Linked DNA regions of Homo sapiens: region 2 is linked to region 1. The links are chromatin contacts, found by Hi-C or POLR2A ChIA-PET in ENCODE. All regions are on one chromosome and are shown on one strand. The core of a region is the stretch at or near the end of the contact, and the rest is flanking DNA. Distances in the headings are between cores, read along the strand shown.

Region 1 (3,627 bases), core at 337-2,836:
CCACCTAGGTGGGCTGTGTGTGCAGGAGGTAGAGACTTACTTATCTGAACTTTTGGGTGCCCAGGCGGCTGCGTTAGCGACAAGGTTCAAAACCCCACTCCCCACCGTTGGTCCACTGATCCCTTATTTAGGGCCAGGCAGTCCCAAACACAAACAGCCCCAAACTTTGACTCCTTTGTAACCATGGTCTCAGCCAGACTGAACCAAGCTGTCCAGACAGAGGCTATTTATAGGTGCGTCGGGGACACAGACACTGGCACAATGACACACACACATTCAAGATCCACGCTGGGCCAGACGGGCCAGAGCTGAGCCCTGGATTCAGACACCTGGACACACACGGTCCCCAGATCCGGCCCAACCAGACCAGACCCCCAGAAAGATGGACACGCTCAAGAAAGGCACCCCGGCCCGGACACGGGAAAGACACACAGAGAGAGGCAGGAAGACTCGGTGACACGCACTCTTGGGCAAGACCGCGACTCAGACCCCCAGACACCCCGAGAGACGCCGAAGACCCAGACAGAGCCACGCAGCCACGCACACTCCACAGACGCACGGACATCCACTCAGAGCCCGAGACACAGCGCCGCGAACACTCCAGACACACGCCCGGAGCCCCAGACACCTCGCAGACCAGACAGTGTCTCACACGCCCCTCCACCCCCGCCCAAAGTTGATAAAGAGCCGGCCTAAATGCTCCATCGCGACTGCCCTCAGGGAAATAAAATGGAAACTTCACGGATCCGCCCGCCCCAACCCTCCCGCGCCGTGCGCCGCCGCTGAGCCCCGGGTCCGAGTCCGGGCGGGCGGGGCGCGGACAGCGGGGGCCGTGCCAGGCTCGCAGCGCCGCGGGACAAAGCCGGGCCGGCCGCCAGCTGCCGCGAGCCGGGAGGGCGCGCCCGGGGCGCGGCGGGCGCTGCCCGGGCGCAGGGCGTTCGGTCCGAGGGGGCGCGCAGGGCCCGGACCCCCGCTCGCAGCTGTGCCCCGACATAGGGTCCGAGCCCGATGGAGTCTCCGGGGAGGGGGGCGTGGGGTCACTCACTGATCTCCATGCTCTGGAACAAAGAGCGTTTGCAGTTGCACGTGCAGGAGACATTGGGCTGCCCGGCGGCGGCGGCGGCGGTGCTGTTGACCCCCATCAAGCGGTGCATGGACGGCGCGGCGGCGCGGCGCGGGGCGCGGGGGGCTCGGGGGCGGCCGGGGGGGGCTCCGGCCGGCGCCCGGAGCTGGGGCCCCGCATGCAGGAGGCGCGCGGCGGGGGAGGCGCGCCCCGGCTCGCCGGGCTCGGGTCGCCGCCAAGTTCCCGGGGCGCCGCGGGGCTCAGTGCGCGGGACCGCGCTCCGCTGCGCCCCCCCGGCCTCCCCTCGGCAGCCCCGGGGGCGTCGGCAGTGCCCGCGGGTGGCGTCCGGAAAATGGGCTGGCAGCGGGGCGCGCGCTGCCGCCGGGGCTGAGCCTCTGCCGCTAGCTTTCCCCAGCCGAGCGCCTCCGCCGCCGCCGCCGCCGCCGCCTCCTCCTCCTCATTCAAGTCCAAGGAGATCGGGTTTCGCTCCGAGACCGCGGTCGGAGGCAGGCAGACGGTCTGACGTCAGCGCTAGACGGGGCTGCCGGTTCCCACCGCGCGGGGGCCGGGGAGGGGGCGCGCGCTGCGCCAATCCCCGCCGAGGTTCCCCCGCACCCCCTCCCCGAGCCGGGGGGCGGGGTGACGGGAAACGGGGCGGGCTCTTAAAGGGCCAGAGCTAGGCGGCCCACGTAGACCCGGCACCCGCGCAACGGAGGAGGGGCGCTGTGCCCTCTCCCCAACGGCGGTCAGCTTGGAACGCCTGCCCGGCGCACGCCCGGGGCCGGGGAGCCGAACTCGGTGCCAGCCGCACCCGGGCGGGTTGCTGGTGCGCCCTCCCCTCGCCCCCGTCCCTGGGGTCCTTGACCCAGGCTCTTGGGGCTAGCCTATCTTCTGAGGAGCACAAGGTCCCTGGGGGCTCAGGGAAGAGAAATTGGAGAAAGGGGGAGGAAGCCCCCAAGATGGATCACCCATTGCCTGGTTTCGCAGGAGACTGTCCGCCTTCAGTTCTCCAGCAGCTCGGGGATCATGGCCCACTGAACCCCCAAGCGCTTTCACCCGAACCCAAGGAGGACGACCAGGAAAGACGGGAACTCGCGTAGACACGCCCGGAAGCCCTTGTCATGTAAATAGCTGTCGGGGACTGGTGTATTGTCGCCGCCCCAGCCGGCGGGACCTGGGGCGAATCCACACCCATTGTCTGCTGCCCAAGGGGCCTCCGGCTGGGGGGCGCGGCTGCGGAGTTCAAAAGGGGTATGAGCAGGAGGGGTGTACTTTTAGTTCATTAAGTTTTAATTACAGGAGTGCTACAAGAACACATTCTTCAGGTTTAAAAAGATATTAAAATATTACATAAGAGACCTCCCCTCCCTGGCCCACCTCCAGCCTCTTAAAAATTTAGTGTGTCGCCTTTTAGACACTTTCTCAAAGCTTCACTTATTTAACAGGCACTTAAGGAGCACCTACCTGTGCCAGAAACTCTCCAAATATTAACTCAACCTGACACCGACTCAGTGTGGCCGAATATTACTCTCCCCATTTTACAGAGCGGGCAGCTGGTCAAGGAAGTCGCTTGTTGAAAGTCACACAGTGGTGGAGCCTGTGTGCCAACCCAGGACCCTGGGGAGCTGCCTCCCCCTCTCCCACGTAGTCCTGATTCTTTAAGTGTCCACATATTCCTGTAATGCCTGGAGTTTCAGTAATTAGCAGGGACTTAGTGTGTTCAGAGAAAAAAAAAGCTTTTAAAAATTATTGTTACTGTGTTTGTAACAGTTTGGATAGAGAAGGAAAAGCTGGAATTTGGGAAGTGAAGGTGGCCTCGGGGTAGAACTTACCTAGACCAGAGCGAATTCATCCTGAAGAACTCAGAGAAAGCCGGTGCAGGAAGTGGGTTCCCGCTCTCCCTGCACAGGCACAGTGATGCTGCCAGAGCTCTCCCAGAAAGACCAGGAGGCTTGTTCTGGAGAAGTCAAGCCCAGGGATGTGGCTCAGGCTGGTCCAAGCTCTTTGGAGGAGTCCAAGCGTGCCCAGCCCAGAGGGAGGTTCAGAGGCACTGACCGTCTTCTGTTTGGGAGGAGAAGCTCACTCTTGGAGCCACAGCCAGCACTAGGTCAGGACCCAGGCCCCGGCCCAGGAGTGGGGCAATACCCAGCGTCTACCCCAGATGGCACCCTGCTGTGAACTGGGCGCCCTCAGCCCCTGCCTTGAGGAAGGGGCAATACCACCAGCGTGTCTTTTATCAGGGAAGATATTGCTGCAGTTTGGCCGCTGCAACTTAAGAGAAAAGCTAAGGGGTCCCCCAGCATCCCTTGGGGTGCCACTGCAAATACTGGCTGGGCCTGGAGATGACCTGGGTCCCATTCACTTCCTAGGGTGAAGGAGGTCATCATTACCACCCCTGCTTTCAGCCATTTCTTCATTCATTCAATCAACAAACTGGCTGAGCTGCAACCCTGAGCCGGGGAATTCAGCCACTCCAGACACAGCCCCTGCCCTCCGGGAAGTCTCGGGAGACCTGGCTAGTCTGGCTGGGAGAAGTCACACGTTGATTGTCTTGGAAGTGAGAT
Region 2 (3,627 bases), core at 445-2,944, 340 kb before region 1:
GAGGAGCACAGGGTGTGCAGTTGGGTCATAAACTCACTGCTTAGATGGAGTTACTAAGGAGTTAGAAAGCAATGCTTACTGCTGTATCATATTTGAGTGATTTTTTCTGGTTCTTCTAAAACCTAAACATGGGGTAAAAATGACTTACCTTCACGTTAGTCATGAAATCTTATATTATGCTGTGATTATGTCTCTTTTTTATTTTAACTGTAGCATCGGTGTGTGGCTATTTTTAAAGACAAACAGAACAAGCCTACTGGTTTTGCCCTGGGAAGTATCGAGGGGAGAGTTGCTATTCACTATATCAACCCCCCGAACCCGTAAGTGTGACTCTGTCAGCTTGCAGATTTCACTGGACTTTTTTTAACAAAGGAAGACTTACATGAACCTTTGTCTTTCAGCGCCAAAGATAACTTCACCTTTAAATGTCATCGATCTAATGGAACCAACACTTCAGCTCCTCAGGACATTTATGCGGTACGTTTTTAGACACTTTAACCGTGGTAATACATCTGGAAACCAGACTTGGAGGTGGCTGAGGAATTGTGGGATCAGAAAAGACTCATCACTGAAGAGCTTGTGTGTTCATGTCCGGAGATAAGTGGCTTATGCTGTAGGCTTCAGGTTTCTGTGGATTTTTGTTGTTGTTTTTGAGACGGAGTCGCTCTGTCGCCCAGGCTGGAGTGCAGTGGCGTGATATCACCTCACTGCAACCTCCGCCTCCTGGGTTCAAGCGATTCTCCTGCCTCAGCCTCCCAAGTAGTTGGGACTACAGGCGCCCAGCTAATTTTTGTATTTTTAGTAGAGACGGCGTTTCACCATATTGGCCAGGCTGGTCTCGAACTCCTGACCTTGTGATTTGCCCGCCTCGGCCTCCCAAAGTGCTGGGATTACAGGCGTGAGCCACCGCACTTGGCCTTGTTTTCTGTGTTAACGTGCCGCCTAACTAGCAGTGTTGTGTATTTGTTTCTGAACATAAGCTTAGGATGTTTTGCCGAGAGTCTTCTCCCTCCCTCAGGAGCGCTGGTAGACAGTTCACACCCACAGCTCAGACTGAGAAATCTGTTTGCTCAAAAGAAACATTTTCCTGAGGTCTGCTCCTTGTTTCTTGCTGTCCACATGCTCACTTTCTCTGGTGTGCAGCCCTCACAGGAGGCAAGATTGGGTTCTGGGCTGGCATTTGATGGAGGAAGCCTGGATAGTTTCTCTTGCTATCAGCGGGCAGCAGCTGGAAGGAAATGTACCTGTGCGCTTTGTTTCCTAACTCAAGCAGGAAGTGTGCGTGGGTGGAACCTTCTCTGCGCCCCTCTGCCTGGCTTCTCATTGTGCATGTCAATCCTTGCAGGTAAATGGAATCGCGTTCCATCCTGTTCATGGCACCCTTGCAACTGTGGGATCTGATGGTAGATTCAGCTTCTGGGACAAAGATGCCAGAACAAAACTAAAAACTTCGGAACAGTTAGATCAGCCCATCTCAGCTTGCTGTTTCAATCACAATGGAAACATATTTGCATACGCTTCCAGCTACGACTGGTCAAAGGTGAGAACTCCCGGGCCTGCTCTGGGTGCTCCAAGGCAGCAGAGCCAGGCTCTGGGTTCAGAAGGCCTAGGCCTGAGTTGTGACTCTTCTCAGGACTCACGTGTGTCCTTGGGCAGGTCACCGTCCCCTCCCTGTAAGGGGAAATTGCAGGACTTCCTCAAATGGTTGTGGGGATTCAGTACAGCCTTTGGCCAGAACCCAGCACACAGGAAGTGCTCGGCCAGTGTGAGCCATTACGGGCTGCTCTGTTCCTGGGCACAGAAGCACAGGCAAGCCGGGGGCTGCACTTTATGAAGGGGGTGGCAGGGCGGGTCATGGAGCTTTCGCCTGGGTGCTGTTGGTTGCTTGGTTGGCTGGTGGTTTGGGCAGGGGGAGTTAGGAGCTGGCAGGAGTGGGGCTGCATTTTTGAGGCCTTTGGGCATGATGGTGAAATGTGTAGACTCGGGTACTCTGCCCAACCCCATGGGAAGTGTGTTGGCTTTCAACCAGCCTGCGTGTTTCTCCACTGCTCAGCTCTTCTGGAGAGGTTGTCATCATTGTATTTGTGGTTTTCATCATTCTCCTCCCACCCCACTCTGCCCTTTGCCCACAACAGCCTTCTAGACTTTTCCCTACCCTGCCCTGGCTTCCGATGGGGAGGTCACCTGCTTCACATAGGAGGGGCTTCCAGTGGCCTGCAGTGTCTTTCCCGCTCACCTCATGTCTGCCTGCGCTGACCCCGTCTCCTTCCACCCTCATGGCTCTTTTCTGGGCCTTCTCCCACTGTCTTCTGTCCCCGTCCACCAGCTCCTCCCCTCTGTCTAAGCATGGAAGGCTCGAGGAACCATTTCCATGTATATTAAGGCTATCGAGAGAGTGGTGTCAGCACCTACCCTCTTGGTTCCCTGTGCTCTGGCCCCTCCTCAGTCCACTGCCAGGTACTTTCTGGCCTCTTGCAGCTGTACTCAGAGTCCCTGTGGCCACGTCCTCCTCATCCAGTCCAGAAGCTTCCTTTCTGTCTGTGCCGGTCACTCACCCGTCCCTTCCTGTTCCATACAGCTCTCCTCCCTGCTTCTTGGCCATGTCCTGGTTTATTCTGCTTTGGGCTGTGGTTCCTGTCCTCCTGCCAGCTCCTGTCTCCTGCCCCTCTTGCCTTGCTGGCCCCCCGCTATCTCAGCCTGGGGGGCCACCACAGGGCTCTAAACAGCGCTTTGCATTCCCAAGACACCTGCTGCCACACAAGCCAGTGACTGGAGACGTCCCTTGGTTCGGGCCCTGCCCGCTCCACCTTTAGTATTTCCCAGTCTCAGGAGCGTGGCTGCACCTGAGTCTCCCTGAGGCCCCGAACTTAGACACAGAAGTCCAGCTGATTGCCTTCCATCCCTCTGACCCCTCCAGGCCTGCTGCTGCTTCTGTGTTTCCCTGTTTGAGGGTTTGCTGTGTGAGCCATGAAGCTGTGTTCTTTTTTTAAAGCAACTTTATTGAGGTACAATTGAAATACAGTCATTGTTTAAAGTGTACAATTTGATCAGTTTCAACATCTGTAAATACCCATGAAACTATCACCATAGTCATCTCCCCGAAAGGTTTTTGTGTATATTACTGTAATCTTCCCTTACGCACACACAAAACCATGGATCTGTTTTCTGGCATTATGGACTAGTCTGAATTTTCTAGAATTTTATATAAGTGGAGCCCTACGCTACATTTTCCCCTCGCCCCAGCTTCTTTCCCTCAGCATAAGGATTTTGAAATTCACCCATGCTGTTGAGTGAATCACTTGTCCGTTACTTTTCAGTGCTGGGTAGTATTCCCGGGTGGGGTGTGCCATTTGTTTATCCATTCACCTGTGTAAGCCATGCACTCAGTTTTGTGACAAGAGTGTACTTTTTTGGTTCTGCCTGGCTGGGGGTGGACAGGCTGTGGCGTGCGTGGAGCCCGAGGCCTCAGCTCCCACATCGGGCTCTTCATTGAATCTCCTCTTTGCATACTCATCCCAGCAGCTGCATCAAAATTCTGCATTTTAACTTAAATGACGCGGGACTCTATACGTTATACGCGTTAAAAAATGTAGTAAATTGAAAGCAGTGAGAAAGGTAATTGCTTTG

What was found. Hi-C counts contacts between places; a loop is a spot of excess contacts on that map. ChIA-PET counts read pairs that join two places held with the same protein, here RNA polymerase II (POLR2A). Pooled maps may share reads with other maps.
Region 2: a loop to region 1 is called in a map of CD14-positive monocyte, with 4 times the contacts of the local background. The contact joins the enhancer-like site here to the promoter of PMEPA1 in region 1. A Hi-C loop is called at or near these places in 4 of 168 maps with a recorded cell type or tissue (CD14-positive monocyte, endothelial cell of umbilical vein, psoas muscle and 1 more) and 10 of 50 pooled maps. POLR2A ChIA-PET finds 5 or more read pairs at or near these places in 1 of 52 experiments (WTC11).

Annotation. Positions count from the first base shown.
Region 1 is chr20:57,708,429-57,712,055 of GRCh38, forward strand. PMEPA1 (prostate transmembrane protein, androgen induced 1) reads right to left here and starts at 1,587. Exons shown (of 4, transcript NM_020182.5): 1 at 1,046-1,587. The coding sequence starts at 1,154. NKILA (NF-kappaB interacting lncRNA) reads left to right here and starts at 1,755. Exons shown (of 1, transcript NR_131157.1): 1 at 1,755-3,627. RefSeq lists an enhancer at 1-580 and silencers at 1,419-1,848, 1,869-1,988.
Region 2 is chr20:57,373,262-57,376,888 of GRCh38, forward strand. RAE1 (ribonucleic acid export 1) reads left to right here. Exons shown (of 12, transcript NM_003610.4): 9 at 214-320; 10 at 402-477; 11 at 1,346-1,540. It overlaps LOC124904938 (a long non-coding RNA gene), which reads right to left. Exons shown (of 2, transcript XR_007067671.1): 2 at 2,979-3,627. Among named protein-coding and RNA genes, the nearest start is that of RBM38, 16 kb to the right of the region's middle. RefSeq lists an enhancer at 1,219-2,216. Within about 2 kb of position 1,695, at least 9 of the 41 ENCODE cell types and tissues checked have a DNase peak (open chromatin) inside an H3K27ac peak, as active enhancers do; they include CD14-positive monocyte, where a contact is called at or near this core.